Regions from separate parts of the Mus musculus genome. Here all the other regions are linked to region 4. A link is a loop called in an ENCODE intact Hi-C map of the cell type or tissue named here. Cell type or tissue: left cerebral cortex. All regions are shown on one strand.

The links. A loop is a pair of places that touch in the nucleus more often than their neighbours do. Peaks named below come from ENCODE experiments on the same cell type or tissue, not always from the same donor. Only the 100,000 strongest peaks of a DNase experiment are listed, where the experiment ranks them.
Region 1: it touches region 4 in a loop (2.5-fold over the local background); 6 of 42 quality-filtered maps call a loop at or near these places.
Region 2: a loop joins it to region 4, with 2.1 times the contacts of the local background. A loop is called at or near these places in 8 of 42 quality-filtered maps.
Region 3: a loop joins it to region 4, with 2.3 times the contacts of the local background. A loop is called at or near these places in 6 of 42 quality-filtered maps.

What each region holds. Positions count from the first base shown.
Region 1 is chr9:41,112,853-41,120,852 of GRCm38, reverse strand. All of the region lies in intron 1 of Ubash3b (ubiquitin associated and SH3 domain containing, B), which reads left to right. Among named protein-coding and RNA genes, the nearest start is that of Ubash3b, 41 kb to the left of the region's middle. In left cerebral cortex, no CTCF peak of the experiment used is centred here; DNase peaks (open chromatin) are centred at 2,716 and 3,111.
Region 2 is chr9:41,100,596-41,108,595 of GRCm38, reverse strand. The region is part of intron 1 of Ubash3b (ubiquitin associated and SH3 domain containing, B); the gene reads left to right. Among named protein-coding and RNA genes, the nearest start is that of Ubash3b, 53 kb to the left of the region's middle. In left cerebral cortex, no CTCF peak of the experiment used is centred here; DNase peaks (open chromatin) are centred at 1,677, 2,443, 3,212, 5,777 and 1 more place; H3K27ac peaks cover 320 bases.
Region 3 is chr9:41,153,273-41,161,272 of GRCm38, reverse strand. Ubash3b (ubiquitin associated and SH3 domain containing, B) reads left to right here and starts at 3,211. Exons shown (of 14, transcript NM_176860.6): 1 at 3,211-3,974. The coding sequence starts at 3,847. It overlaps Gm35657 (a long non-coding RNA gene), which reads right to left and starts at 2,630. Exons shown (of 8, transcript XR_870644.1): 1 at 1,647-2,630. In left cerebral cortex, a CTCF peak has its summit at 3,602; DNase peaks (open chromatin) are centred at 3,512, 4,068, 4,406, 4,861 and 2 more places; H3K4me3 peaks cover 2,355 bases; H3K27ac peaks cover 1,455 bases.
Region 4 is chr9:41,045,858-41,053,857 of GRCm38, reverse strand. It overlaps Ubash3b (ubiquitin associated and SH3 domain containing, B), which reads left to right. Exons shown (of 14, transcript NM_176860.6): 2 at 2,488-2,541; 3 at 3,232-3,418; 4 at 6,779-6,977. Among named protein-coding and RNA genes, the nearest start is that of Crtam, 45 kb to the right of the region's middle. In left cerebral cortex, no CTCF peak of the experiment used is centred here; DNase peaks (open chromatin) are centred at 2,982, 3,337, 4,388, 4,824 and 3 more places; H3K27ac peaks cover 3,064 bases.

The DNA.
Region 1 (8,000 bases), 67 kb before region 4:
TTTCCTCTGTGATATCCTAGAATCTGAGGTGCTGTGATAGATTAGGGAGCACCCTTGGTGAGTGGACAATGGGGCTTGATTTGGGGATGAGCAATGTGACATCAGGCAAAGCAGAGAGGAGGTGAGAGTTGGTCTGTAACACCACTGTAGCTCGTGCAAGGGGGCCTGATTTCCAGGGTTCTTGGTTTTTTCTTTGGTTGATCAGGGTGAGGGTTGTTTGGTTTTTTGCTTGATTTATTTTACTTGTTTGCTCGGTTGTGTGTGTGTGTGTGTGTGTGTGTGTGTGCACCTGTGTGTTCTCTAGTGCATGAATGGCAGTCAGAGAACAACTCTCAGGACCTCCATCCTGTTGGTCCCAGGGATCAAACTTCCATTCTCAGACTCAGCATTGAGAACCTTTACCTCCTGAGCCATCTCACAGGTCCAGTTTTGCTTTTGCTTTTGTGTTGTTGTTGTTGTTATTGTTGTTGTTGTTGTTGTTGTTTTAACTATGTATCCTGGCTGGCCTCAGCCTCTTGATTGCTGCAGGGGTTACACGTGTGTTTCAATACAGCTGGCCTTTGCCTCATTGTTACTGCAAATCGGTTTTCCGATCCATGTCTGGCGTCCATGTAAACTTCACTTCAAACTCTGTTTGAGTAAAAACAAATGAGTTCTAATGGAAATCTTAAAATAGAATACAGATTCAAATGCAGTCATCTTATCAGTCAGCTTTTGGAACAGGCGTGGGGTGAGGGAGAAGGCAGAAGAGAGCAGGTGTAACTCAGGGGCCAAAGCTGCTTGGACTGGGGCTTCCCTGAGTGTCAGAGTTCCTGGGTCATCTTGGTTTTGACATCCCCCATTCCTATGGTAGAGCTGGCCTCTCAGCATGTGCTTAATGTAGGCTGACCTCGTGTGTTCTTTACAGCTGATCTACTTGTTTGTTTTTGGAGACGTGATCTTACCAGGGATCGCTGACTGGTCTTGACCCCACAGGGCTGTGCCTGACTCAGCCTCCAGAGTTCTGGGGTTACAGGTGTTTTGCTGCCACACCTGGTTTTATGAACCGGTTGAAATCAAACCTAGCATTTTACACATGCTGGGCAAGCACTCTTGCCGACTGAGCCACACACCCAGTCTGACAATTGATCTGCTTTAAAATATGAAACCTTGCCCAGTTTAATGTTGCGTATGCCCTTTAATACCAGCACTCAAGGGGCAGTGGCAGGTGGCCCTCTGTAAGTTTGAGTCCAGACTGGTCTACATTGTGAGGTCAATGGCCAGGCCTACCAAGTAATATCTTGTTTCACAAAAGAAAAGCAAACTGAAACCCTGCATTTATTCCTGTGTTAACCCTGCCATTTTTGGAGGAAGCTTAGAAGGAGTTGGAAACTGTGGCTTTGAGTGACGTAACTGGTAGTACTCTCTTGTGCCCGGGAATAGCAGGCTGGTGGTCATGGATACGCCTGCACTTCTTCATAAGTTTTTTCCACTTGGACATATTTTTTGTGTAGCCCAGGCTGTCCTAAGAATCTTATATAGTTGAAGCTGTCCCCAAACTTCTGATTCTCCTCTCTCCACCCTTCAAGAATTCTAGGACTCCAGACATGGCCCCACCAAGCCTGATTAATGTGATCTTGGAGTTGAACCCTGGGCTTCATGCATGTTAGTCAAACTGAACTATGCTCCCAGCCCCACAGTGGCTCTTAATAATGTTTAAAAGTGGCCTGCACTGAGAAGTCTCCTTGGGTCTTGTGGTAGTGACCTATTATTCTCTGACAGATGAGAGAGAAAGTGAACATTCATACTTACCTAGATACTGTTGCATTTATGCACACACACACAATGTGTAGAATTTTCTCTTATTTTCTACTTAATTTCTATAACTGTTGAAGTAATTATGCAAAACACTGGGTTTCACTATGGTATTTTATACATCTAAGTGGCTATACTTGCTCTGACCCAGCCCCCATCTCTTCCGCTCACTTTTCCTTTGTTCCTTTTCTTGTTTCTATTCACCAACATTCTGCATGCCATGTTTTATGTGTAGTAATTCTCTTAATGCCGAGGGTATGTTGTTTGGATACCTCATTCCCTAGTGGACCGATAACATTCAAAAAGACAGGGAAAGATGCTTCCCGGAGTCTTGTATCGACTCACTGCGTCCTGCATCTCACTCAGCCATGCCAAAAACAATTTCAAGTAGAGTGTGCATCTCATTTCCAGTTCTTGTATAGAAGCTACTGGGAAGCTCCTAGACACATCCATCCTTAGCGGGTTTTGAGTTTTTAGTTCTTAAGCAGGCAGGCTTTTTTCTCCTGGACACCCAGTCACTAAACACAAACACACACACACACACACACACACACACACACACACACACACACACACACACACACACACCTTCAAGACTTCGGCTAACTTATACAATGAGGAACCTGCCTATGTATCTAAGCTGTTGGCCATTCTTCTGTAGGCCGTGCTTGGTGCCTTGGCCACATTACAAAAGCATCCCAGGTGGCTGCCTGGCCTCTGGCTTCCCTTCTGTGCAGAGCACACACACATACACAGTTGTCCTTCTCTAGGGGAGGCCTGAGTGTTGACAGATATTCTGCCTTATCTTGTTTTCTCATCAGTAGCTGCACGTTTGCTGCTCAGAGCAAGCGTGGGTGGGGGTTCCTCTGCCCCGCCCTGTGCTAGCTGTTAAAATAAGAGGGTGGTTTATTGCGTTGTTTTTTCAAGTGAAGATCAGGCTACCACCAGTTGGCAACTCCCGCCAGGTTGCTTGGAATAATTTATTTATATCAAAGCAAAACCAGGCTCAGCTCTTTTTGGAGTGTGTTAGCAAGATGAGGGTGTCAGGAATTGAGACTAAAAGTTGGCACAACTATACGGCTGTGGGTGGGCCAAAGGGAGACCATGTTCAATACTGACAACTTTTTCAACTGTCAGAGCTGAATGGAATCCTCCCTCTGCCACTGGAATTCCACTGTGGAGCCCTAGCCCTGCCCTTGACCTGTGGGATAGAGTGGTCATGCTGCCACTCTGGTTCCCTCCTCAGCAGAATGTGGGTGTTGGACTGGGCTACTTTATAATCATAGAGACCTAGATTCAAATTCAGGCTCCGCCACTCACTTACCATGCAGTTCCCTTGGATCTCTAAGCTCCAGTTCTCATCACTCCACTGGGGATAAACAAATGTGTCTCCAAAAGGAATTTGAAGCTTTAATGAGGAGACATAAATATCTTCACCCTTGCATAACCAGGCCCTTGAAAATCCCAGCCAGGTAGTAGCTACTTGATCAGTAAATATTCATCTCTGTCCTTTACTGACTGTGCTGTGTGTCTGCGCGTGTCGCCGGATAACACAAAGACACAAGTCTCCGTCACTGTACATGACTACACCGCTGCCCCCTAAGTGTTAATCAAGACACTGAAGTGTCATATCCTAAAGTGGAGTGTTCGGCTTAACCATGTGAGCGTTGTTTAGTAGCTTGCTTCATTTGGACCAGGTTGATTTGTGCATTTTCCTTCGGTAGGTAGAAAGGAACAGCTTAAGGAGGCTGTAGGATTATGGGAGAACAGGATTGTCAGATAAAGCTCAAGGAGAGAAAAGCAGATAGATGCAATCGTTTAGTAAAAACTACACTTATGGTATGGGAGAGTATGGAATATAATAGGGAGGTGGCATCTGGGAGGGCATTAGACAGACCACAGAATATACTGGGTACTATTTGGGGCCTCACTGTTCTAATACACCAGCCAGAACTTACAGTACCCTCTAACCCACCGTGTTCCCACAAACCTCACCACCCACCCTTCTTTGTATGCAAGTTCTCCACCCTGTTGGAGATGTTTGCTTTAGGCTATCTTTGCTGTCTTTTTCTTTCTTTTCCTTCCTTGTCTTTTTTCTTCTTCCTTTTAACTCTTCCCTTCCTCCTTCTCCTCCTCTTCCTCTTCCCCCTCTTTTTCCCCTACCTCCTTCTCTTCCCTTCTCACTCTGTAGCCCCGGCTGGTCTTGAAATCCCAGTCTTGTTGCCCTAGCCTCCCAAGTGTTGAGGTTACAGACGTCGCACCACCAAGCCCAGCTACCTACCGCTGCTCATTTGTGCCAGAAGTGCCCAGTGTAAGTGTGTAGTATGTGGAAACCATGTGCTCAGATTGATTCTCCATCTTGGTCTCTGACTAAGGGGTTTCTTGTCCAGTAGAATGGAGATAAGGATCTCGAAGTTTTCTGCTGCCCACAGATTATTCATTTAACCCATTCAGTATATCGTCGGACAGGCATTAGTCTCACTTTACAGAAGGGAAGACTTCAAGGGTCAAAGTGAGCAGGGAATATGCTCAGGGAAACCGAGCTAGCAATGGGCAGACCTGGACCAAAATGTATAACTCACCCCCTCTCTCTCCAGTACACTGGCACCAGGTGCGACAAATCTCCTCCCCTCTGCATCTTAACAGAGGTGGAAATCATATGCTCGCTGAATTCAAAGAACGCTCACTCAGAAGAGCATGGTGCAGATGCTCACAGAAAGATGCTCACATCCTGCCCAGCAGCTGCCGGAACATGCTCTTAGCATTTCCTTCAACGTCTCCACTGTTACTCTCTCTTCTCTGAAATGCCGGTAAACTGTAGCATTTGCTTTTCACATCTACCGATAAGTCTCAGAGGATTTTGTTACCTACCGTGCACTGAGGACGCGTTCTGATTGAACTTTGGAAATCGATTGAGGAACTGCTAATGACAACCACAAAGCAGCGGCACCCACATAGCAGAGGCAGAGCTGTCACTGTGTCCCTGCCAGCAGCCTTACACACCTGGGCTCACAGGTGTGCACTGCGAGCAGTCGGGTGTCAGCTGGGAAGAGCCAACATGCTGTGTGTGTGTCTGGGGGAACGGGAGAAGCTGAGGTAGCTGTCATCCCACCTTGGAGCAGGCCTGCTGTTCAGTGAGGGCTAGAGGAGGTGGGGAGTTACTCTTCTTCCTCTCGGGCCTTTAAACTCCCCAGTAGAATGGCTTCACCCTGAGAGCTCTTTGCTTCTTTCTCTCCCTTTGAGCTCTGATCCGAATTGCAAACAGTGAGGGCATTTTTAAATTAAAAACAAGAAGATCACCTACTTGGAAGCCAAGTGTGTAGGTATGCAGGCTTATGATCCCAGCTTATGAAGGAGGAAGCAAGAAGGTCATATGTCCACAAGCAGCCAGGGCTGCATATGGAGACCTTGTCTCTGAACAAACAAATGAAAATAAATAAAACAAAGGTACATGGCCATGGTTACCCTTCTAGTGCTACAAACAAGAAGCCACAAATAAACCCTTCCAAACTTAGGATTCTCTTTAAGTTTAATAGATACCCCTAAATGTCAACACAGATTTTTTTTAAAGATGTATTTATTTATTTTGTGTATGTGAGTACACTGTAGCTGTACAGATGGTTATGAGCCGCCATGTGGTTGTTGGGAATTGAATTTTACTTCCTCTGCTCGCTCTGGACAGCCCGGCTCACTTCGGTTAATTTTGCTTGCTCAGTCTCTGCTTGCTCCAGCCCAAAGATTTATTTATTATTATACATAAGTACACTGTAGCTGTCTTCAGACACACCAGAAGCGGGTGTGAAAAGTGGTTGTGAGCCACCATGTGGATGCTGGGAACTGAACTCAGGACCTTTGGAAGAGCAGTCAGTTCTCTACTGGCTGAGCCATCTTGCCAGCCCCAGCTTTTTGATTTCTTCTCAGTTTTTCATCTTCAAGTTTAACCTGTCCATTTGCTCACACAACAGTGTACTTTGGGTCATGATGCTAATAGTTTGGATTATGATGGGTAGAAGTGACTACTGACAGGTGAGGAGATGCCCCACCTGAACAAGTAATAAACTGCCCAGAATTATTCTAACAATAACCCAAGATACTGTATTTGCTAGGACTCCAATGGATGGGTCCTCACTTAACATGTTTCATCACAAAAAAGAACACCAACACGGTGGGGGGGGGGGCGCGTGTATCGAAGATTCTCGGGTTCTGACACTGTCACGTGGCTTTGCTGATTTGCAGGGCTATGGGATTCTCCTTTGGATTTCTTAGTCTTTTTGTCCAAGTGGATTAACAAATATGGTTGCTTCTCGGGAGGGTCCAAGAATCTTATTGACTTTGGATAACAAAGAAAAAGACGGTGGGAAATGTTCTAATTGGATCTTCTTCTTTGTGCAACCATGGCTGAATGCCTCCAGGATACTGAACATGAAGTGCAAAGAGTTGAATGCCACAGGGTGAAAGGCGGTAGGGAAATTACGTGGCATGGAAATGCTAACGTGAACCGTTGCTAACAAGAGAGGGCACTGGGGAGCAACAGGTTCTGCTGGTCAGCCTTTCCAAACCTTTTTTGGGTGCAATACTCACACTTTCCGACATCTTTGGGCTTTCCAAAATGTGGGCTTTCCTTCTGACAGTAACCTCAAGGACGGGGTCCTCAGCATACAGTCCCTTATTGATCATGTACTAGCCGGCCTTTGGGTAAACTCATGGTATTTGGGGTTGGTAGTGGTGGTGGGATGAGACTAAGGCCTACTCCTCCCTCTGACTGTACCTTCAGGGTGCCCGCCTTGTTAGAATCTCTGTCCTGATAGCTTTCTCCTATGAGGAAGCATGGAATCGTTGTCTCGGGCGTATGCAGACCCCTCCCATTTGAGGCCCTTATACCGCCGTGTTGAAACCCTGATCCCCTCCAGGAACTTCACTTCTTATGCTGGGTCCTTTACTTCTTTGTCGCTGATAGTTCTAACAGGTAGCCAGAGTGGATGCTCCGCAAGAAGGGTGTGACGTCACCAAACAACCCAGGTGGGAAAGTAGCGACTGTCCCTAGGAGAATCAAGATCCTTTGAGAGGACTGGAAAGAAGAAAGAGGCAGACCATCATCACACAGGGCAGGATGCCAACACACTCTGTCATCCCCCAGATGTTCAGGGAGACCCTTTCCTGCTCACTCGGAGTCAGGAAGACTTCAGAGGGTTATGAGAACTTAGGTTTAGGGGAACAGCCCCATTAAGCAGGAAGCAAAACCATCAGATTCTAGCTTTAAAAAGATATACGTTCTTAACTAACAAGATTAAATGAAAGTCAGGTCAATTGTTAAAATTGACTACTAATTCTGAGTTTGTATTCATTCTAATATTTATTTATTTTTCCCTGCCTGTCTTCCTCCCTCCCTCTTTCTCTCTTCCTTCTTCACTCCTTCCATCTCTCTCTCCCTTTCTCTCTACAAGGTTAAACTATGTAGCCCTAGATGCCAAGGAACTCACTTTGTAGACCAGGCTGGCTTCTAACTCACAGAGAATTGCTTGCTTCTGCCTCTCAAGTGTCAGACACATGGGCCACTATGGCTGGCTTCATTCTTTTGTGTTATTTGCTTTGTGTAGGCAATCATCCAGCCTTTTATGACAGAGGAAATGATGTCTGGGTTTCTAAAACATGATGACCTGGTTTTAGTTTTGTGGTGGGCAGGAAAACAGATCTCTCTCTCTCTCTCTCTCTCTCTCTCTCTCTCTCTCTCTCTCTCTCTCTCTCTCTCTCCTTTTTTTTAAGTATGTATGTTTTCCCATGACTGCTGCCTTTCGAGAAGAGGTCAGAGGACAACCTCGAGTGTTGGCTCTCACCCCTCATCTTGTCTGCGACAGGCTCTTTTAGTTATTTATATCAGCGTCTACCATGCTAGCTGGCCTTCAACTTTAAATTCTCTTCTGTCTACTTCTCAACTTTCCACAAGAAGCAGGCTTGGAGATGTGAGCCACCATCATGCCTGGTTCTATGTGTTTCTCAGGAATCAAAGCCAAGTCCTCAACCTTGTGGGGAAAGCACATTTTTCTGGGTAGGAAGGATTACTGATGAAGTAGGAAATGCACTCTAGAGACCCAGTAGCCTTCTGTCACAGGCTCTCTGGTGGCTGTCCCGCTGATAATCTCACAACTGGCAAGGCACTTGCTGTCCTCCCTAAGCCCAGTAATGGCTTCACAGTTGACCCTGTCCAG
Region 2 (8,000 bases), 55 kb before region 4:
GATACCAGCAGCGAGTGCCAAAGTCAGCAATGGAATTCAGCTGTGCGCGTTTGGAAGGCGCTAGGAGATAAATTTATGTTCACTATTCGGATGTGGAGTGTACAGGGAAAACAGATGGCCACATTGTCCTCCAAGTGCCCCAGAGGGTGGTGGCTGATGAGTAACTTCGGGGTGAGGAGCTGGGGAGTCAGTTCATTCCCGCTCTGAAAGGGTAGCTAGATAGATACGCGCCCGGGGGCTGTGTGCTCTTTCCTCCGAGGAGAAGGAAGGCACATGAGAGGGATCCCCTGGCTCTCTCTGATGTTCTCTTCCATCCTGTCCCAGAGGGATGGACAGGTTTGCACCATGAGGTCCTAGTTGGTCATTTGTGTTTCCTTACTTTCTGCATCATTGTTGAACACAGGGAGGACACTAAGGGTGGTGAGAGACTCTTCTGCCTTAGAACAGTATCCTGAACTGAAGAACCTCACTATTGAAGCCAGGGGAAGACTCAGTAGGCGTCCCACACACCTCCTGACCCAAACCCCAAACAAACATTGACTAGCCCACCGAGTATGTCTTTCTAGAAGCAGGTAGGTTTCCACAGTGGGGATTTTCCCCCAGGGTGAAGGAACAGTGGTACTCCTGCACTTCTGAGCTGAGACTCAGAAAGCTGGTTAGCCCTGCTAAGTAAATCCCGGAGCTAAATCCCCTTCCTTATCCAAGCCTTAGGATTAGACAAGGAACTCCTCCTGAACTTATTCTCCTGCCTTTACTTTAAAAGGGGTCAACTGACAGTTGGACCCTTCACTCTAAAAGCATCATCCAGAGATGCTGAGATGGAATGGAGGCAGCACAAGACCAGCTCTGTTGCTGGCTCTGGATGCTGGTTATGCTGCTATTGAACTGTATGGTGCTGGACCAATCACTTACCAACCTGTCACTCCCCCGACCCCAACATCAGTTAGTTTCCTTATCAGTAAGCTTAGAGATTCTAGTGTTAGTATATTTACTTCCTCCTTGCATCCTTGCTCACAGTGATGCCATGACAATTGACCGTGGGGAAATGGGGCAGGATGATGGCTAAAGACGGATTTCAGGCAAGCTTGTGTTTGTGTTTGTGTCTCACATACTGCCGGTACAACTTTATTGTTTAGTTTTTCCATTGCTCATGTATGAAATGAGACAATACTAATTAATGCCTACGTCACAGTTGCTCTGAAAATTAAGCTAGACACATTAAGTGCTTCCATGGTGCTTGACACGTAAATAGCACCTAAGAAATGTTACTTCTTCCTGTTATTGACAGGCAGTTCTGGGGAGCACTCTGGTCGGAACAGACTTGCATGGTTGCCATCGTTGATGGGAGGTTGTTGTCATCAGAAGACCTGTACTGTTGCTGCTAATGTCCATTAGGAATGAGGTCTTACACTTGCTATGTTATGAGTGTCTGCAGACACCATTCAGTAAGCTTTTGCATCAGCAGGCCTTTCCTGACTACTGTGAGTAGCGAGGGGCTCTCATCTCTGAGGAGCATTACTGATCTTTCATGGCAGATATTTCTGGAGAGCCACCAAGGAAGTCCACAGTGCTGACTACTGCTCTCCTCCTCTCTGCACCCCTCAGCCCCCTCTGCTTCTCTCTCTGTCCTCCGAAGTCATCACATTGATGTACACAGCTTTTGCCTCCCTCAGCAAGGAATAATTACAAAACCCAATTCCAAACAGGCAGCAGAAGTTTCTGTTTGCGTTGCAGGATGCAGCGTGTGCTTCGCAGCTGCGCTCTCACCCGGCAGGGTGAGTTCTTCAGCCTCCACCAAGGTCCTCTGACTATCAGGCCAGTCACCCTGAGATTAGGGGTTTATGAACCTCAGCTCCTTGAAATTTAGTCAAATCTGCATGTTCCAGCCTCAAGAAGGTTCCAGAAACAGAGGAGATTAAAGTGGTCACGGGTCCAGCAGCTTCCTTCAGGGACAGACCCTGTGGGGAGAGGACTTAAACAGGCACTCTCTGGCCATGCTGGAGTAGAAGGCACACCATGGAGGCAGTGGGTGGAGCCTGTTGAGGTCCAGGATGAAGAGAAAACTTGGGGTACAGGTAGGGACGATGAACATCCTGAAAGGAAATCTCCAGCCCCTCTATGCCTTGGGACATTGAATGTCCTTTGATCTTCTGAGGATGTCTCTCAGAAACTCTCAGCTTAGAGTTTTTAACCTGGTCAACTCTAAAAGGAAATGTAGGTTACAGACATGAGCTCCCTCTATCCCCAGGAGGATGGCAACCTCATATTGTCTACTTTGAGACTCAGGTCAGGCTGCAGGGCAGAACCCAGAGAACTTGCTGGAAGGGAGAGAGGAAGGACGGTCCTGTTTTCCTCCTAAGACATGGGCATGGCTGCCGCAGCCTCACAGTTTATCTATCATAGAGAGACACGTTGTCTGTAGTCTCCAGTCTCCTTTCCTTGGATTGGCACAGATCTGAGCCTGAGTTTCTCCAGCACAGCTGACACCTAAATACAAGAAGCTGAGCAAGACTTGGGAAGCTCGGGCTCCAGGCTACTCTCACGGGGCGTCCTCGGGGCTCCCTCTGAACATCCTGCCTGTGTCAGCGGCCACGTCTTCTAGGTCTCAATATTTTCCTCCAATTATCTTACCATTCCCCGGAGCCTTAAAGTAAGGATGAGGGAAGAGATCCTGTCTTCCTTGTCCATCCTCGGCCTCTTTCTGGATCTTGATTTCTCATCCCAAGAACTGCTTAGGACCCCCTGTAACTGAAATAACAGAGACTATGGGGAGAAGACTTGGAGGGAACTTCCTGATCATGTTGTATTGTCCGTTTAGTGAGTTAAAAGAAATTCTATACTGATTGATGTAGATACAGCTCTTTGCCCCCAAAGAAGTGATCCTAGTCTATGGTTCCCCCAAACAATCACTTCAGGGCATCATGAGCCTGTAGCCCCAAGGAAGGTATTCTGGCCACACCCAGATAGTCTGGAAACCTGTGGTCCCCAGCCACAAGTATTAGGCGTGGTTGAATCACTGCAATCAGCCCAAGGGCTTGGTGATGTCAGCTGCTGCCAGTGGGGGTGGGGAGATGGTGGCTATAATTAGCTTTGTGAGTACCCCATGTTCAGCAGAGGGGAAACAGGCCCCTTGAAGTGTGTCTGTTTTCCACTGCTACACCCCGGGGGTGTCACCGCAGGTCCTTTTAAGCTGCCCAGAGTGTCTTGTTCTCCAAGAACTGCTGTGGCTGTTGGTGGCGGTTCCTTAGCTTTTGAGAAGTCACACAGGGCCTGGTCAAGCATCAGCAAATGACTTCCGGTTCCCTTCCCCCTTCTCTCCACTGACAGGGTGACATTAGACCTAGAAGACAAGGCCGCTGACACAGGCAGGCAGTTCAGAGGGAGCCCCGAGGAAGCCCTATGAGAGTAGCCTGGAGCCCGAACTTCCCAAGTCTTGTTCATTTTCTCGTATTTAGGTGTCAGCTGTGCTGGGGAAACTCAGGCTCAGATCTGTGTCAATCCAAGGAAAGAAGACAGACAGGAGACTACAGTCAGCCTGCCACTCAACTATAAGGGATTCTTTCACCCAGGACTTAAAGCCACCCAAGAAGAGCTGCATATACACACTCGACCTAATTCAGTTGTCACTTTCCTTGTTCCAAACAACCTATTATAAGGTCTCAGGCTTATCTACAGAGTTGTAAAGTCCTGCTGGTCTCTGTGACAGTTCACAGCATATGCATTCAGTGCCGAGAGGCACCAGGGAGGGCTGTTGAGTCTACTCACTTGGCTTTGCCTCTCAGCTCTGCTGAGCTATTTGGCCTCAAGTAACTCCTTCAACTTTTGAGGACCAGCCTCCTGATCCTTAAAATTGGGATCCTTAAAATTTGCATCACGGGACTCTCCAGCCATTAGTTATGACCAACATACAAACAAATCAATACCGCATTCAACAGACTCTTCGTAAAATACTATTTGTATTGAGAGTGATAGTAGAATGCAGAAAAAAATTGCAGTCCTAGGTTTTTTTTTTCTTTACTCAAGGACTTTGTACCGTTAACTTAATGCTTTCTCAATGAACAATACGTCTCACCCATGAACACATTTTGTTGTTATTATTGTGAAAACTATTTGAACGGGACCAGTAAGATGATAGAAAGCTAGAAATAAAAAGCTAGGCTACCTCACGCAACCTGCATTTTGAGAAAGGAAAAGGAGAATGTGTTCCTTACGGCAGAGTGACCCGAATACTCGGGCAATGGAAATACAAAACCAAGTAACACTGTCTTCATGTCAAATATTGTTCTGAGAACCTGAGAACTACGACCTCAGTTGTAACCGAAGACAGCAGGGAGCAGCACCGACGCCCACTTAACAGAGATCTTTTAACCAGTGTAATCAAAAGTCAGAGTAATTCAAGACCCCATAGCTCCTAAGTCAGGTCCCCACTCTGCCCTAGATATCCACCAGTATCTACTAATTGTGCTGAACTTATCTGGGAAGCTGGGGGCAGGTGAAAGTTTGCCATTAACATTTGTGATGGAACAGCCATTAGGAAGACCCAACACTCCGACATCTTACATTTGCACTGGCCCTCCTGCTTTCTCTCTCTAACCTCTCTACTGAAAATAAGTTTCCAAGAGTAAGAAGCCTAGCGTAGGCCCCATGACATCATCAGCACTGGCTTCCTGCGACTGTGTCAGTCCAAGAGTAAGAAGCCTAGCGTAGGCCCCATGACATCAGAATCAGTACTAGCTTCTCTTGTCAGTCGAGAAGTTTCCAACGGCAGGAGCAACTGGGCTTCCAGTGAGGGCTCATGTCCTCTGTTCCCCCTTCCGGCCAAACCTAAGGTATAAAACACACTAACAGTAAAACTTCTCAGCGCATTTTCTGCATTCTCTACTCTTCCCACTTTCAGTGTCTCCTTTCCTATTGAGGGTACTGACATCACAGCATCGCCCTGTCCACAGCCAGCTGCATCCTCCATCTCCAGCAAGACATAAAGATGGCTGAGTCCTCCTTGGCTCATGATTTCTTAAACGTACTTAGCCTTCAGGAGTCTCCTCTCTCCACCTTCTCCATTAATTGCTTCTGCTCAGATCCTGTTGTGAGTTATTTCATCTCCTCCCCTAAATATTGGAGGAGCCCAGGCTGAAAACCAAGGCCCTCAAACTTGCTGTACAGATGCTATATATAGAGCTTCTTGTGCTCTTCCTGCCTCTTCTCCCCAAGGGCTGGGACTGCAGGCAACCCCATCACACCTGGTTCCTATGGTGCTCTGAGTCCAATGGAGAGCATTGTGTGTGCAAGGCAAGTATTCTGCCTACTGATCCACATCCCCAGCTGTTCCCAAATCAGTTTTATTCATATTCCTGGCTTTGAATAGATTCCATATACTGATAATTCCTGTGCTGACCTCCCAACCCAGGCTGGCTCTTTCTCCTGTTTCCTAGAGTCAACACCCTGTGAATGCCAGAGCAAAACTCTCTCCAGAGAACTAAAAGCCTGAATCTTGTCAGTCCACACAGAACACTGTATGACTATCATTCTGTGACTCCCCAAGGAGAAAAGGTCACCCTCTCCTAAGACACATCCTAAAGAGGGGAGAAACATGCTCCCAAATGTCACCCAGAGCCGATAGTGCGCCTTGAAGGCTGCCTAGTCTAAGGGGTTGTGCTGCGTGGTTTGGAAAAGGGTTTTAAGGGAATGAACTGACTTGGGTAGGAAAGGAAGACATCTTCGAAGGCCTTTCCAAACCACTAAGGAACAAACGTAGCTCCCTCCTCCCACCCACGCACCACTGGAAATAACTTTAACACTGGAAGTCGGCTGAACAGGCCGTCTGGATCTGACTCTTAAAGGGATGGCGTTCCAACAAAGAAACAAGGAAATCATCTTGAGAACCACTGAACTCTTAGGCAAGTTCACTCTGTCAACTAGCCTCAGGGAAGCTTTGAGCTAGAGCAAAATACAGAAAATACTATCACCGAGGAAATAGTAATTATGACCAAAACGAACAAACAAACAAAGGCCTAGTTGTCTGCCCTGCCACCACACCCCTGCTTTTAAGAGTGTGGAAGTTAACAAAATACCAGCTGGCCTGGTTATTTGGAACCTGTTATTAAAACTAATCTAGAAGGCTAGGGATGTATCTCCATTTGCAGGCTGCCTGCCTACCATGCAAGAAGCCCTCCCTGGGTTTGATCCCCAGTAACACACGAACTGGGTGTGGCTCATGCTTGTAATCCCAGCGCTTATGAGACAGAGAATGAGAAGTTCAGGGTCAATGACCCTTAGCTGTGTAGGAAATTCAAGGCCAGCCTGAGTTACATGAAAGAAAGCAAAAGAAATCCCTTCCAACAAACAAAAATCACCTGATCTGGACTAATCTTCCTTTTATCAAATACTAGCTGAACACCTACTGTGTGCCAGATGCTGGCCTTGTCTCTGGGGTTACAGGAGTCAATGTGATTTAAAAATCTCTTTGCCATCATACTAGAGGGAAGAGACCACACAATAAAAATGTGTGTATCTCAGAGAGTAATCTGGAAAAGAATAAAGCAGGAAGGAAGGGAAGGGATTTCTATTTGTTACAGAAATGTCCGTTAAGCTAATAAAGGACTCAGAAGCCACGTGGATTCCGTAACAGGAACAGTCATGGCAGGGGGACCAGGGGACATCAACGGTCTGGGGCAGCAGTATGTTTAGAGGATTAGAGAAATGATGAATATAAATAAGTTGAAATCTTTTTTTTTTTAAAGAAAGAAATGATGCCTAGACTAGCTGTTTCAGTGGAATGAGCAGGCAAAGGAAGGTGGGAGATGGAACCAACAGAGCTCGAAGGGGCTACTAAAGGGTTTATTTTACTTTACGGTTTGGGGAAGAAAAGGGCTCACACATCCCTAGGTTGGCTTCGAACTCAGAATGTAGCTAAGTTTTACTTTCAACTTCTGATCTTCCTGTCTCTTCCTGTCAAGTTCTGGGACTATAGGCATGGTCTAGTGTACCTAGTTTTATGCCATGTTGGGCATCAAACCCAGAGCTTTGGTCATGCTAGGCAAACACTCTACCAAATGAGAAATCCTTCACCCAATATCTGTGTTTTGGCTGCAGAAAAACAAGATCAAAATTACCATTGCCAGGTTGGAGCTCACTGGAATCCAAGCACCAGCTAGCCAACACTAGTGACCTAGTCAGTGTGGCCAACAGATTTACTGACATCAGTAAAAGTAACTCACTGAGGGACCCAAGGTCTAGGAGAGGAACACTCTCCTACTTGGAGATGACAAAACCAAGGGAAGAAATATGGTTGTGATGCCAGTCTGGCATTCACAGGATGTTGACTCTAGGAAACAGGGGAAAGAACCAGGCTGGGTTGGGAGGTCAGCATCAGCCATCATGCTTAGTAGTAGATTTTGTTAGTGGGACAGGGTCCTGGCTGGCCTGAAGCTCACTGTGAAACCTTGGACATTTGATTTTCCTGCCTCCACCTTCTGAATACACAAGCATATGGAACCATGTTGGGTTTCTGCAGCTCTTGAGGTCCAATCCAGGGCTTCAGGTATGGAAGGCAAAGCCCACTGCTGACTGAGCTACCTCTCTAGCACAGTTACCAGACTTTTAAAGAGCAAAACGTTGCACAGTGGAGCTGGGGACGTGGCTCAGTGGTTAAAGTGTTTGCTATGCAAGATCAAGGACCAGAGTTCAGATGCCCAGAACGCAGCCAGGAGGAAATGAGTGGGTGGGGTGGCCACCTGTAGGTCTGTGCTTAAGAAGGAGAGGTAGGGACTTCTTGGAACTAGCGGAAACTTACAGAAATGGACCAAGTTTGCTGGCTAAAGTAGTTGAAATGGCAAACTCCAGGCTCAGACCATTCATCAATAAGGTGGAAAGCCATCCAAGAAGATGCTCAGCATTCACTTTGGAATTTTACACATGTGCACACATGTCCTTATGCAGCCATATACATGCACACACACATGCACGAATGCGCACGTTGCAATGCGTGTGTGTGTGTGTGT
Region 3 (8,000 bases), 110 kb before region 4:
ATAGGAAAAGAGCAGGAAGAGGAAGAGAAGGAGGAAGAGGAGGAGGGGGAGGAGGAGGAGGAGGGGGAGGAGGAGGAGGAGAAGGAGGAGGAGGAGGAGGAAGAAGAGGAGGAAGAGGAAGAGGAGGAAGAGGAGGAAGTGAAGTCAGCTGATCCCATTCTGGGCATCTCTATGGTCTCTGTGGAAGTCCTATTGCAAGAAAGTGGCTGGGGCCAGTAACAAGAAGTGCAATAGTATTCACATAAACAAAAGAGCTTTGTGATCTGGGTGGATTCTGACACTACCGGGCACAGGGACGTGACAACTTGCTTTTCCTCTGAGAGAACAGCAGCTTAGTACTGATGCGTCAGCTCTGTCATTGTGCAAGCCCTCCCCCCCCACCCCCACCCCCACCGCCTCCTCCTTCCCCACAGCTATAAGATACACTGTCAGATGAACCCTCATTCTTCTTCCTCCTTTGTAACATAACAATATGGATGTTTATAAAGCTTCTCCTCGCCTCTCAAAGCCAATGCAATTAAAGCACAATGCATCTTCATTGCCAGCCCTCTAGCCCTGTGCCCAGCAAATAGCAGCGTCCCAATTAAAATAAGTCCAGGCACTGAGCTGAGGAAGGGTGAGGAGCCAGGCTGGGACTTCTGCAAAAACTGCCCTCAGACAGAACAGAAAGCAGTTTGCCCTGAAGGTGACAGGTTCTCAATAGCGGCCTTTGCTGGCTCCTTGCAACTGTTTTGGGGCCCATCATTTTCTCTGCCCTGCAGTTTTCCAGAGGCAGGGAAAAGCAACTGAAGCAAACTGTCCAGAGAAACAGCTCCAACAAACGGTATCAAGGGGCACAGAAGGCAATCACACAGAGCATGGGAGGCATGGGGAGGGGGGCAGAGGTCTGCAATAAAAACACTTGGAAGGAGGCTGATGCAGGAAGATCTTCAGTGTGAGGTTAACCTGTGCTACACAGGAAGACTGCCACAAACAATAGACAGACAGAAAGAAAGACAGACAGACAGACAGACAGACAGACAGACAGACAGACAGACTCAACTGTCTTATGGTTTGGCATCCTCTTTGTCGTCAAAACAGTAAGTGGTTGTTGGCTTACTATGAAAGCTTATTTTTATCAGACTTATTCATTTTATTTTATGTGTCTTTTGCCCACATACATGTCTGTGTACCACATGCATGTTTGGTGTTCACGGAGGTCAGAAGAGGGCATCGGACTCCGTGGAACTGGAGTTACAGAAGGTTATGAACTATCCTGTAGGAGTTGGGAATTGAACCTGGGTCCTCTGCAAGAGCAACAAATGCTCGAGAGGGATGAGCCATCTTTCCAACACACCCCCTCCCCCAAAGTTGGAATTTAAGAAGAAAACTTGGCGCAGTGAGATGGCTCAGAAGAACACTGAAGATCTGAGTCCCGTCCCTGGGATTCACACAGTAGAGGGAGAGAACTGATTCCGGCAAATTATCTTCTGACTTCCACACCCACACTGCTGTGCTCTTGTAAAGACACACACACACACACACACACACACACACACACACACACAGAATAAAAAAATAAAAAAAATGTAAAAGAAAATATCACAATGTAACTTTAAGCTCTTGCATTGATAGAAAGAAGTTCTTAGCAAGAAGACAGTACATACCTAGGACATGGGTGCAGGTTTCTCAAGAGAGAGTCACTTCAGCATCCGGCCAAAGCACAGACAGAATGAGCCACACATGCACAACCCTAAGGACAGCACCATTATCTAGTGAGGGCTCACTAAACTGGAGCCGCTGTTCTGTGCACAGCTTTGGATGCACAAAGTGCTGCCATAGACAGTATTTTCTCTTGATTGAAATCCAGATCATCTGGCTCAAGCCCAGATATCTGAAAAAAAAAAAAGACTTTAGAATGCTGGGTACTGTCCAGTAGACTTTCCTGAACACATCCCAAGGAGGCTAGTCTATGGATTATGGTTTTCTAAGCTGCTTCCAACCACTGCCTTAGCTAGACATTTCCTCTGCTGGGAAGAAGAAACTCCCCCACCTAGGAAATGTGAATTGCCCTTGGTCTCTTTCATAACACTAGGCAGAAATATGCAAATTCCTACCCAGGCTTCCTCTGTCTCACCTTCCCACTTCCAAATGCCACGGATACTCTGAAGAAACACCAGTGGAGGATGGGAGGTCAGGGGATTAAACTTTCATTTTCTTGGGTGCCTTATAAAGCAACATTTAAAGCTATGGCGAGGGCTTTATCCATCTTGGTCACCCTCCTCCCCCTTCCCTGCACTCTAAGTAGGCAAGCAGGAAAGAGCTTTAGTGCCTGGGGAATCTGGAGCTACCGACTACCCCTGTATAGATGGGACTACGAGGATGTTGGGGGTAGAGGTAACCCATTTGGGGGAAGAGGTGACCTGTTCGGGGCACCACGGGGAGTCAAAGTTCCATCTCTTCACGCTGGAGCTCTTCAGTTTTCCTCTGTCCCTCTGAGCTGAATTTTCTCATCTCTAAAAAAACGAGGCTATACAGGTAGGCATCCTCAAGGGCGCCATAAAAGGCCCATGAGTTAATTCAGCCATTATGCTCAGCACAATCATGGGCACACAAATGGATCCAATAAACATTAGGTATTATCATTGTCGTCATCATCATCATCATCACTCCCCCCGCCCCCACCCCCCCACCCCGAAAGAAGATCTGTGCCTCTTCTATTACACCAAATGGGATTGGTTCTTGATTGAGAACAATGCCTTTGTCTCCAGGTGATCAAGCTTTAACAGGCAACAGCAGTAATGACTTCTGTTCTTTGAGGTGGAGGTTGCTGGTCCTACTGGGGTGGGGGTGGGAGCTCACTTGTGGCTCCTATGCAGCAGGGATCCCGACTCCCGACTCAGAACCCTTTTATAGACAGGGTGCGCACTCACTCATGAAAGTCAGCTCTTTCCATTCGGAAGTGCTATAATTAGTGTCCTTTCTCTGTTCCTTCTCCTTCTAGCTCCTAGCCTTTCATTTCTCTGCTTCCCCTCCCTTTTTTCTTCCCCTTTCTCTTCTCCCTTCCTTCCTGGCCTTTGCCCTCTCAGGTCCTTCCATTTCCAAGAATCAGAGGCCCTTTTCCAGAAGTCGCTGTCCAGTCAGTCACTGAGGGCTGTGAGGTACTCGGCCTACAGTGATGTAACAACTTTGTAACTTTAGCGAGATCAATTTGAAGTGACACCTTTTCCCGGGTCTTATGGCTTAGCCTTCTGGACCTCTCCTCCATCCGTGCAGAGGGTTTCCATTACTGACCTCGCCAATGATCAAATGAAACGTGAAATGGGCTATTCTGAAGCCCGGAGGCCCAGATGGATCGATATGCAAGCCAAGGGCAGAGCTACGGCTCTGCGAATCCAAGCACACTGGCCTACTTCTGGAGACCTTCTGTCTAGAAGCAATTCCTACTATGGCTGGCTGTAATCCAGCCAGCCCAGCTTGGGCCGGCGCGGGCGCTTTAAGAGAGGGGCGGGGCCCGGCGCAGGCAAGGCAGGGCCTGCCCACAAGGCTGCTTTTCCTTTTTGATCCATTCAAAAATTACTCATTGCAAATTCCCGGACAGCTCGGGGAGGAGAAGCTGGTGGGGCGGAGGACAGAGAAGGCTGCAGCGGCGCAACGCTGGGACTCCGGGACCCCGCGGGCTGAGGTCGGACCCGCAGCAGCCACCGGCCCGCGCCGAGCTCCAGTGGCCTCTCCAGGAAGCGTCAGTCTCCGCCCGGAGATCTGGGAGCACCGCCCCCACCGTCCTCCCCGGACCCCCAGTCCCCGGCGCGCGGGCGATGGGCGGCCACTGAGCGGGCACTCGGCACCGCGACCCCAGCCCTCGGCATGGCCGCGCGCGAGGAGCTGTACAGCAAAGTCACCCCGCGCAGGGACCGCCTGCAGCGCCCGGGCACAGTCAAGCATGGGTCGGCGCTGGACGTGCTCCTGTCCATGGGCTTTCCCCGCGCCCGCGCGTAAGTCACCCGCCTGGGCCCCGCGACCCTCGACTTCGCTCCGGCTCGCCATCCTGGCGCTGCCTGAAACCTGCTTAGGGGAACACGATGGGCGCGCTGGCGGCGGGAGTGTCGGGCTAGGGGATTGCTTGGGGATGCTGGACGGCCGGGGTATCAGGTTCGAATCCCGGGTTTCGCTGGTAGCTCTGGGCGGTTCGCGCGCGCTCCCCCAGAGGTCTCTTATATTAAGCCCGGGAGAGGCGGGTCCCTTGGAGGACTTGGATCCCTTATCCATCCAGAGTGGTGAGCTGTTTGGGAGCGGAGGTTAGGGGTCGGTCTACTGGTGGCTGGCGAAAGGCGAGGGGCAGCGGGGCAGGGTGGCCGGCGCCCCCGCTGCAGAGGCTTCCAGCTCCGGATGTCGCTCTTGAGCTCCCGGCTCCCTCCGGAGTGGGAGGAGCGGGAGCGTGGGTGTCGCTGCGTGTTCATTGATAAGAGAGGATGGAATGGGAAGAAGTGATTCCTCCAGGGGACCAGGGTTCTCGTCAGTGGTGACGGCAGCGCAGAAAGCTGTGGGTGCTCAAAAGTATGGGGCGGGGTTGGGGGGGGGGCTGCCCTCCTGCCTCCTCCTTCCTTTCCGAGGGTGGGCAGGTGAAGGGCAAGAGAGCACAGGTGGCTGTAGCTGTAGCCTTCTGGGAAGAGCAGGGTTGCCAGCGACAGCCTGCAACAGTTCTCTGGAGCCGGTGCACACCAGGGCAAGGGGCTGGAACCTCTCCTGATAGAAAGCCGTCGCCTTCTCTGGTTAATTCCTGGCTTGCTTATTTCCTCGGTGGAGACACAAAGTTCGGGATGGTGGCAGGTGCTGCTCTCTCTTTCAGTTACGTCACCAGAATTGAAGAGTTGGGCGAACTTAATCAGATAGGGTCGAGTCAGTAAGTTCGTTCTTGCCTCGGCTTTCATTCACGAGGTAACTCCAGGTGTCCTAACTGGGAGCCTTGTTTCCTTACTAACGTGGGGGAGGTCTAAGGAGAGAAGACTCCTATTCAGGAATGCATCGTCCTAGCCAACCTGCTCAGACAGGCTGCAGTGCTGTTTGGCCCGCTCCGTGAAAGGCTACAAAGTGGACCGAGACCTCTGCTTTCTGCTGACTTCCAAAACACTACAACACCTGGAGAAGATATGAAGGGTTTTGCATGGGGTGCCAAGTGGGGGTCCTCCATGGAAGGCCCTGAGGATGGGTGGCGATCTAGAGCCTCCTGAGAACCAGAGCGGAGTCCAAATGTACTGTAGAAGTTGCTTAGTTCCAGGCAGCTGCCATTCCTGAGGTGAGATCAGAATCAAGGACCCAAATTGATTAAATAAACGAAGAAGTGGTTCAGTGGGCTCTTTATGTGTTCATATTTGATATTCAGCGGGGCTTTAAGGGAACAGTCTGTTTCCTTCTGTGGTCCTCAGAGGCCTTGCTCCGGTCATGACAGACTAAAATGATGGCTTGATTAATTCTTCTTTAATCCCTGAGACCGCACAAGAGCAAGATTACTGTCGACATACTACTGAGGCTTGGAAACACTTTATTTACATTACCCAGCTTAGTGAAGACATATTCCATGCCTGTTTTATGACCTAGGAAGCTGGGGTTTAAAGAGGTTATACAACATACTTAGGGTCACACTAGTTCGGAGGAAAGCAGAGACTCAAACCCAGGCCTGCTGTCTGCACTGTCAGACCTCAAAGGAAGAGCCATGAGGTTCTGTGTGGATGTAGACAGGCACTAAGTCGGAACACTGTATCTGTTTCTATCAGCTGCTGGAACAAACAAATGGCTATAGGCTGGATGGCTTTAATCAGCAGAAATGCATTCTCTCCATATTCTAGAGGACAGATGTTCCAAGTTGCTCTCCCTGGGGTGAAACTGTGTTGGTGAGGTTGTTCTCACTCTGAAGGCTCCAGGGGGAGAGCGTCTGGTGGCTCATGGGAATTGTTTGATTGTGGCTACCCCATTTCATTCCACCCGGTCTGTATCCCTAATTGTATTCTCTTTGCACTAAACCCTCTGGGTGTCTTTTATGATACATATAGAAAACTCTCTGTGTGTGTGTGTGTGTGTGTGTGTGTGTGTGTGTGTGTGTGAGAGAGAGAGAGAGAGAGAGAGAGAGAGAGAGAGAGAAAGAAAGGCAGGCAGGCAGGACAGCTTATGAAAGTCTAGTTCTCTCCTTGTATCACATGGGTCTCAAGGAGCAAACACAGAACAGCAAGCTTGATGGTAAGCTCTTGATACAATCAACTCCAGGTCCATCCCTGTCATCAGCAAATGGCAGGACTCTGTTAGTTTTCATGGCTTAGTAGTATTCCACGAATGCATAAGATTGCCCTGTGGTCTCGTGGGTAATCCGGAATAATTACCCATGTCAAAGTCACTCCTGAACGTCATAAGGTCATTCTTTTTTTTTTTTTAATTAGTTATTTTTTTATTTAAATTTCTTTTTTTTTCCATTTTTTATTAGGTATTTAACTCATTTACATTTCCAATGCTATACCAAAAGTCCCCCATATCCACCCACCCCCACTCCCCTGCCCACCCACTCCCCCTTTTTGGCCCTGGTGTTCCCCTGTACTGGGGCATATAAAGTTTGCAAGTCCAATGGGCCTCTCTTTCCAGTGATGGCCGACTAGGCCATCTTTTGATATATATGCAGCTAGAGTCAAGAGCTCCGGGGTACTGGTTAGTTCATAATGTTGTTCCACCTATAGGGTTCATAAGGTCATTCTTGTAAAGTCTTTTCTTTGAGACATAGGCACCTGGCAGTGGTGGCTCACCCATTTAATCCCAGCACATGGGAAGCAGTGGCAGACAGCCTGATCTAGAGTGAGTTCCAAGACAGCCAGAGAGAGCTAAACAGAGAAAAACCGGTCTCAAACAACAAAACAAAACAACATCCCCCAAACCAAAACCAACACACATACACACAAACCTGGAAGGGGCGGGGGACCATAGATATCTTTTGGAGAGTCATTAGTTAGCCTACCACAAAGTATTTTACTGTTTCTGTTATTGCCTCCCTTCCTTTATCCAAGAGGAAACAGAGAAGCTCTAAGGAAGGGAGGTGGGAGGTGGGGTTTATTGCTCTTAGCTAAATTTCTCCTAACAGGAAGTGGTGTTCTTGGTGTCACCTGACCAAATTCAGTGTCCTGAGCAGGTTTTGTTTTGCTTTTTTGTTTGTTTGTTTGTTTTGTTTTGTTTTCATGCTCATGGGGTCTCCTATATTCCAGGCTGGCTTTGAATTCACTATAAAGCTGAAGCTGGCCTTTATTTCCTGGTCTTCCTGCTTCTTCTTCTCTCTCCACATTGGTAGGATAATACACATGTGTCTCCACACAAGGCTCCAAAGGAGGCTTGAATGGGGTCCCTATCCCACCCTAAAGACACAAGTGTCTGCCTTTCACCTTAGTGGGTCGACTCAGGTCGTTAAGAGACAGCTATTGCAGATTTCTGAGGGCAGACTTTTAACTTTGTGTGGAGAGCTGAGGAGGAGGAGGAGGAGGAGGAGAGGGAGGAGGAGGAGGAGGAGGACTGCCAGACTTACCTGACCAGAAATACTCACTGGAGCATCCAGTCCTGCCTAGAGAGGAATGAGCAGAATGAATAGAAGGTTATGTGAGGTGACAAAGCCTCGGAGAGGAGTGACAAACCACAGAGGACATACCCTGAGGTCCCAGAAAAGTCTTGATGTAGCAGATGAAAAGAGACCCTTCTAGCCTTCTGAGGAGAAGGAGCTGAAGCCGGGGCTACCGGCCAGACTCCTCAGGGTATAACAGTGACTGGACTCTGGATGGCTACAGAGAGGCCAGGCCAGCAGGCCCAGGTTCCATTCTGAACTATGCTGTACCATGCTTGGTCCTGGAGTTGACTTAACCCCAGGGCCTTGCTGGAGCCTTGTCAGGGGAATGCTCTTAATAAGCCCCGGCTTGTTAAGTGCTTGACAGAGCTGAAAGCAGCAGACTGCCTGGCTGGGCCACCAGGGTGACCTCGGGGTATGTTCTCTGTGGCTT
Region 4 (8,000 bases):
ACATGCAGACAAACCTACAAGTAAAATAAATCTAAAGAGAAAGGTTTAAAACCAGTGTTTGAAACCTTTGTACTGTTGCCAACACCGCTGACTCTCACTGGGCAGGGTGTGCTAGGTGTGACTCTCCTCCCTCAGCCTTGTGTTCTGCAGAAAGAATTGTTTGGGTTTCTTTAACCTTTATCGCAGACTTATCACACTCAACCCTTTCATTATCTCAATCCATTCCCCCCACCCCACCCCCTTGAACCTTCTCCAAAACACGTCTTTTAAGTTAGGGAGACCATAACTTAATTAGATCTCTCATTTCCAGAGGATTCTCGTGGCTCCTCCAAAGAAATAAATTAAATTTCAGTCAGCTGTATTTCATTGGGGGGAAGGGTGCAAGACAAAGAAATTGGATGCTCTATATAAATAGCACATTGTCTGGGCTGAAAATGAGTTCTCATTCCAATTGTTTTTTGGAACAATGGGTCCTTCTGGGGGCATTGAATGGCCTCCAACTCCTCCTGACTGGTGGGCTTCTGTGTTTAGGTGGCTTCTCTACCTGAAAAAAAAAAAAATCGGGAGGCATGGGTCTCAGCCTGGGACAGCTGTCAAAGGTATGGTAGTAGAGATGAGTGCTCCCTGCTTCTGACTGGTTTTGACCAGCTTCCTTTCCCAGGGGTCTGCCTCACTTCTCTGGGACTTCATCTCAGTGAGTTAAGTCTGTATCTCGCAGTGCTGCTCCGGGTAGCTGATCACAGGGGAGCCGGGCCTGACTTAGCTCTCAGCCATGGTAGAACCGTAGCCCGTCTGCTAAGCGGTACCTCAGCCAGGCTCGCTTTAAGCAGACTTCCTCACATCTCTCCACTGGAGTTTAGCTTGGGAGACTGAAGAAACTGGGTTCACAAATGATGTCTGAGGTCCCTCCCAGCCTGACCGAGAGACTCACCCACTCGTGGTTCTGAGTGGTCCATGGAGAAGGGGGGGTCATGAAAGAGAGAGAGCCAGGTTCCACGGGCGAGAAGGAAAAGAATGCTTGGGAAGAGTGACAGTTCAATTTGAATTCCTTCCCTTCCCTTCTGCCCAAGGACTCCAAGCCCTTAGTGGAAGGGTCACAAAAGTGGTCAAATATTGATGCCCTGCTTTGAAAATGATCTCTTACTGGCTGCCACCCGTGATGTGTCAGGCACTGGCCAAGGCTCCATGAAATAATTCCCATCTTTAGATTCGATGGCAGAGTAGAGGTGCTAAGTGTCTTTCACCACCAGGCCACTCACTCCCAGTGAGTTGCCACCTTACAGTTCACAGCGCCTCTGCCTCAGTGCTGTCATTAGACCTCTGTATGCTGTCAAAGTTCCCAGGCATTCCCTCCATTACCATTACCATTACTATTTCTATTTCTACTATTGTTGCTATAACTACTACTACTACCACTACTACTACCACTACTACTACTACTACTACTACTACTACTACTACTACTACCACTACCACTACTACCACTACCACTACTACTACCACCACTACTACTACTACCACTACTACTACTATTACTACTACTATTACTATTGAGTCAAGGTCTCACTTTGTAGCCCTGGCTGGTGGGGAATTCTCTATGTAGTAGACCAGGCTGACTTCTGCTTCCCCCAGTGTTGGATCAAAGATGTCTGCCATCATACCCACTTCCCTCCACAGTTCTTACCCCCACTATAATCAGATAGTTAGCTTCTAGCTTCTGTCTTCCTGCCTACTGGATGGAATTCCACAGGGACAGGGACCATGTGAGTTTTATTCCCTGCACCCAGAGTGGGAGCAGGATGTGAACCCAGATCTCTGTGGCTCTGACAGACCTGGCCTTGCAGGGCTCACTGTAGAGAGTCTCCTGTAGCTACTGGCCCATCAGGAGGGCTTTGAGCAGTCTCGCCAGAAGTAACTGGTAGTAGCACCTCCTGGCTCTGTTTTTCCCCAAAGATGTCTGTAAAATAATTAGTGATGATGGATCCCCCTGGGTCACTGGGCATGGAAAAAGAAGAGGAATCACTTCCTTTATGAGTTTATGCAAGTGTCCTTGTAGCTATTTAGCACGGCATCTTCATGTCCTTCCTCACCCATTCCATCAAGGGTGGTGAGTAAGAATCCGCTCAGTAGGGGATCTAGGTCATTGGGAATGAGTGGGTGAGAATCGAGGGAGAAAAAGCAAAGACATGACAACTTTTAGGGAAGTGAAAATAAAACCCTAATGTGGAAACAACTGAAAATAGATGGTGGGATGTCGGGATGTCGGGCTGCATGCAAATCCAATGCTAATTACATGGAAATTGATGACTCCACCTGCCTTCCTGGGACCCTCAGGGAGCCCCTGCTGCAGGCATCTTTCCTACGCCACATAGATAGCCATGGAGGGAAGGCAAACTCTGATGTCGCCCCTGCCCACTCCACCCTCTTGAGAAGAGCTGAGGGGAAGGCTAAAAATACTAACAATAGATATTTGATTTCTCTTCGCAGACAAAAAGCTCTGGCATCCACGGGAGGAAGAAGCGTTCAGGCAGCATGTGACTGGTTGGTATGAAATAAATAAATTGAGAAACTAGCATGTAATTAACTCTGAGTGTCTGTGATGAGTGCGGGTGTGCAGTCTTTTTCTACTGGACCCTTCCTGGAGGGGAAGAGACAGGCCCATTTATCAAGCTGACTGCCTCCTCTGCCCTGGCCCCAGGGTGTGTGTATCTCCTTGGATCTGTTTAAAGGCTTTCAAAATCCTCCCAGATAGAGGCTCCCATTATCTGAGGTCTGCCAGTCACCTCAAGATTCGCTGTGCACTGTGGATGCTGAGCTGGCCAATTGAGAAAAATGTCTCACTCGTTTACCAGGATGTCATTCCCTGGGAGAAGCCCACAGGCCACCCTCCTGGACCTTCCTTCTGCTTTGGAGGCGTAAGAGCTCCGGAGTAGACTGAGCTGGAGGACGGAGTGTGTGCAAGGAAACTCCTCTGTGGGGAAGAGATTTGGAGTTAACCCAAGGATGCTTCCTGGAGAGCGGCTTGGGTTTTTTTTTTAGGGAGTTGTGGGATGGGGAGAACAGAAGCCTCTCCATCTGAGAGTTGGTTGGGTGTGTAAGCTTCAAAGGATGGATTCTTATAGCACAAATGGAAGCCCTTCTCCCTGTGGTCCTGGGGTGGGAAACCTCTTCCCTTCCTCCTCATCCATTGTCCTCCCAGCAAGGCCTTCTTGTCTCTCTTATCTCCCACAGGTTGTTCTCCCATGTGGGTGACCCCTTCCTGGATGACCCCCTGCCTCGGGAGTATGTCCTCTACCTCCGCCCGACAGGGCCATTAGCCCAGAAGCTCTCTGACTTCTGGCAGCAGTCCAAGCAGATCTGCGGGAAGAACAAGGCCCACAACATCTTCCCCCACATCACTCTCTGCCAGTTCTTCATGGTGAGCCACATTGCACTCCCTGTCTCCCCAGTGTCTCAGCCAGCCCCTGAGGACCGGAACTGAAGATCGGAGCTTTTCTGGAAGACCAAGGAGATATTTAGGATCTCCCAGCACTGGGTGGACCTCCCAGGGGTCAGTGTGGTTCACAGTGAAGGCCTCACCTTACTTTCAGTCTTCTGGCATCGGCTGAGGCCCTAGAACATCGGGGTTCAGTGCATGAGGACAGTGATATACTTCTACAACTGGAAGGATAGATAAGCCTGACCCTTGGTGGGTAGAAATCTGGCCTGTCAGCCATTGATGTAGCTTCTTCATGTGTGTTTACTGTCTATTCACTCCACTCTTAGGATAGGAATATCAGTGTGAGTGTGTGTGTGTGTGTGTGTGTGTGTGTGTGTGTGTGTGTGTGTGTGTGTGTGTGTGTGTGAATGCACACATGAGCACCTTATCCAACTCAGATGTAATTTCTCAGAAGCCATCCATCCACCTTGTAGTCTAGCCTGAAACTCACTAAGGAGTCCAGGCAGGCTGAATGGCCAGTAAGCCCCAGAGATATCCCCAGTCTCGCCTCCCTGATCCTTGGATCGATCACAAGCGCATGCTACCACACCTAGCTTTTTTTTAGGTGGTCCCGGGCTTTGAACTCACATCCTCGTGCTTGTATGGTGTAGACTCCAAGTGAGCTTCACTTCTTCCTGTTTATTTTTGAGACAGAGCCTCATAGCCCAGGCTAGCTTGAAGCTTGCTACATCACTGAGGACAACAGGAAGCTCCTGATCATCCTCCTGCCTCAACCTCCCCAGTAGTGTGATTATAGGCATGTACCACCATGCCTGGCCAACTCTCTGGGTGGGGAGGGGAAGGAACGGAGAGAGTAGGGATCACGATAAGTGGCTTACAGACAGGAAAAGCCACTTCCCTCGCGTGATATCAGCATGAGGTCTTACTAGAGTTTTCTAGAGACTGAGAGATAACTCTCTCCTGCCACAGTTCCTCATCCACGCCCTAGCTGTGGGAAAGCTTGCTTACAGGCTAAGGCAATCCTCCACAGCACAACAGCTGAAGCATCCATCCCTTACCTCCACCCCCACAGTGGTGCAGTTGACTTCACACGGACTTCACAATGCAGGATGGTAGCCTTTTAAAACGATTTTCAAAAATATATTTTGCTTTGGTTTCCCCCCCCCCCTTCTGGATAGAATTCTCACTTCGTGTGTGTCTCAGGTAAATAACATGTTCCTAACACCTTGTCTCTAGCAACTCACTCTGAAAATTAAATTGATTATCACTTCCTCTGAATCATCCCAGGATCTTGCAGGAAAGCAGTTAGGGTTTAGAGACACTCATGCTTCCTCCCAACCCGCCGAAGAGGGTAGGTGGATGATGTCACCGCTCCACAGCCTCATTCTTTCTTCTTCCAAAGCATCATGGGAATGGTGATGAAGACAGCAGCTGTCTGAGGAGCAGCTGAAAGAGTGCTAGAGGCTGTGTTCCTACTTCTTTGTTTGTCTACCCCCACCCCCAATCTCCCCACTCCTCCTTCTCCTCTCCCTGGTCCTCCTTTGAATCTCAGATACCTTATTCTCTAGAAACAGGGCCTCTAGTTGAACTGGAACCTCACTTTGGGGGACGGGGGGAACAGGCTGACTGACTAAGTGAGCTATTGGGTTCCAACTACCTCAAATTTCCTGTGTTGCGCTAACAAACACCAACATGATGGTTCACTACTGTCTATAACTACAGCTCCAGGAGACTCAACACAATATACCTCCAGGGTGCCATGCCTAGAATTAAAACTCCCGACCCCATGCTTCCAAAGCAAGCTCCCACTCGCATTGATTCATCTCCCTAGCCTGCCTTTTTGGCAGGTGCAGGTGCAGGGGGCAGAGTCTCAAGTCTCCCAGTCTAACCTGGAACTCAGTCAAGCTGAGCATGACCTTGAACTACTGATCTTCCCACCTTCGCTTTCTTTCTCAGTACTGAGTTTGTAGATGTGACCTCACCACATCTGAAATATTTCTCCCCGCACAGTTTTATGTGGGGCTGGAGATGGAAGCCTTCACTTCCTGCATGCTAGGCAAGCACTCTACCAACTCTGCGACGCCCTCTGCTCCGCCCTCCAGATTATGGTTACATTTTGTTTTAAGTTTATAGGTGTAGGTCTGTGCACTAGTCCCATGCCTGGTACACACGGAGGCCAGAGAAGGGTGTTGAGTGCCCTGGAATTGTAGTGAGAGAGCCTTGTGAACCATCATGTAGGTGCTGGGAGCTAAATGTGGGCCCTCAGCAAGAACAGTATCTTAGAGTTTTACTGCTGTGAACAGACACCATGACCAAGGCAACTCTTATAAAGACGACACTTAATTGGGGCTGGCTTACAGGTTCAGAGGTTCAGTCCACCATCATCAAAGCAGGAACATGGCAGCAACCAGGCAGGTGTGGTAAAGGCACAACTGAGAGTTCTACATCTTCATCTGAAGGCTGCTAGCTAGGATGAGGGTCTTATAACTCACACCCACAGTGACACACCTACTCCAACAGGGCCACACCTTCTAATAGTGCCACTCCCTAGGCCGAGCATATATCAGCCATCCACAAACAGCTAGTGTTCTTAGCCTCTGAGAGCCATCTATCTCCCCAGCTCCAGGAACTTACATAATTGACAGATTTTGGTATCTGGTGTGACTGTTGATTTATGTAAGCATTATAGGATGTTGACTGAGCCAGTTCCTATATACACTGCCTATCGTCTTTGTTGGCTTGTGGTAATTCCTTGACCACCTACTACCCTCATCTTCTTGCTTGCCCTTGAGGCTGTGAATTGAGCACAAGGCCTCTCACATGCTAAGAAAGGGCTCCAACCCTGCACCCTGTTCCCAGATCTAAAATCCACCCTTTTAGCAATTTTCAAGAATACATTGTGTGGCTTCTAGCTGTTGTTACCATACCGTAATATTTACTCTGAAACTGTGTTTCCCTTAACCAACAACTGGACCTCTAGCCCTGGGTTTTGTTTTCTGCTTAACAAATCGGGTAGCATTCTGGCAAGGTTCCCAGGATCACAACAGAGCAAGAGGAGGGCAAGAGGTGTCATGATGCATTTCTTAGTTTCATTTGCCCACTGGATGAATGGATGGATGGATGGATGGATGGATGGATGGATGGATGGATGGATGGGTAATCAGTGTCTGGATAATTGAGATCCCAAAGCTCTTCCCTTCTTCATGGACAGGAATGCTGGTTAAGTAATTGCATCATCAGCCTCTGCTCTCTGGGGGCAGGCTGAGTGCCGAGGGGCTGCAGGCTTTTCCCCGCCCCCCCCCCCCACTATAATGACGCCTGTCTGTTTTCCATCCCCAGTGCGAGGACAGCAAGGTGGATGCTCTGGGGGAAGCCCTGCAGACTACTGTCAGTCGATGGAAATGTAAGTTCTCAGCCCCACTGCCCCTGGAGCTGTACACCTCCTCCAACTTCATCGGGCTCTTCGTGAAGGAAGACAGCGCTGAAGTCCTCAAGAAGTTCGCGGCTGACTTTGCTGCAGAGGCTGCATCCAAAACAGGTAAACACCCACGGCTGTCAGCCCGGTCCTGAATCTCAATATCAGAAGTCGAAAGGACAGGAATTGGGAGACAGTGATGGGACACTCAGCCTACAAAAAGGAGTGAATTTATTTTGGTTCATAATTCCACAGTTTTTAGCCAACGGTGGTCGGATCCTTAGCCTGTCGACCTGTGGTAAGGCAAAGCATCCTGGCAGGAGTATACAGAACAAACCTGCTCACCTCAAGGGGGCCGGAAAGCAGGAGGAGTGAGCATAAGGGGCTTGGGTCCCAAGGTCCCCTTCAAAGGCACATCCCAAATTCATCCCCGTAGGCTCCACCTCTTAGAGATCCCACCTCTTCTCTGTGGTACCACAGACTGGTAGCCAAGCCTTCAACATTATAACATCCGGGGGTCGGGGGAGGACTTTTAAGATCAGATGGTACCCTCTGCAGAGGAGAGGGCTGGAGACAGGAGGTAGAGGATCGTGCAGAAATGGACCCTTCTAGCAAAGAACACCCCGCCCCCTGCATCCCTTGTGAAAATGTGATACCTCTTTGTGTCCTGCTGACCTGCTGAAGAGCTGCCCATGCCTTGTTCCTTGACTCCCAGGGACTTACCTGTTCACACTGAACTGTAGAGGCAGCCCTTTGTAGTCTCCATCTCCGTCGGTGCAGATCTAAGAGAGCACCCTTCATCCTCTGAGCTCCCCACTCATGCATGCTTTTATCTGGATCTGACCATTCATTGCTTGCGTAGCAGTGGATGTAGTGGAGTGAAGCCACTGTATAGTGAATCATGACAATATTCACCAAGTTGAAGAGTGTTGGGTCGGTAGGTTATTTTGTTGTACAGTTGATGTTGAAATAAGGTCTCATGTAGCCCAAGCTGGTCTCAAAGTTATTTTGTAGCTAAGTCTGGGCCATGAACTTTTCATCTTCCTGTGACCGGCTCCTGGATTCCAGCTGTGTACCACCACATCTGGCTTCCCATGTTTCTGTGGATAGAATCGAGGGTTTCGTGTTTGCTCTCCCAGTGCAGGG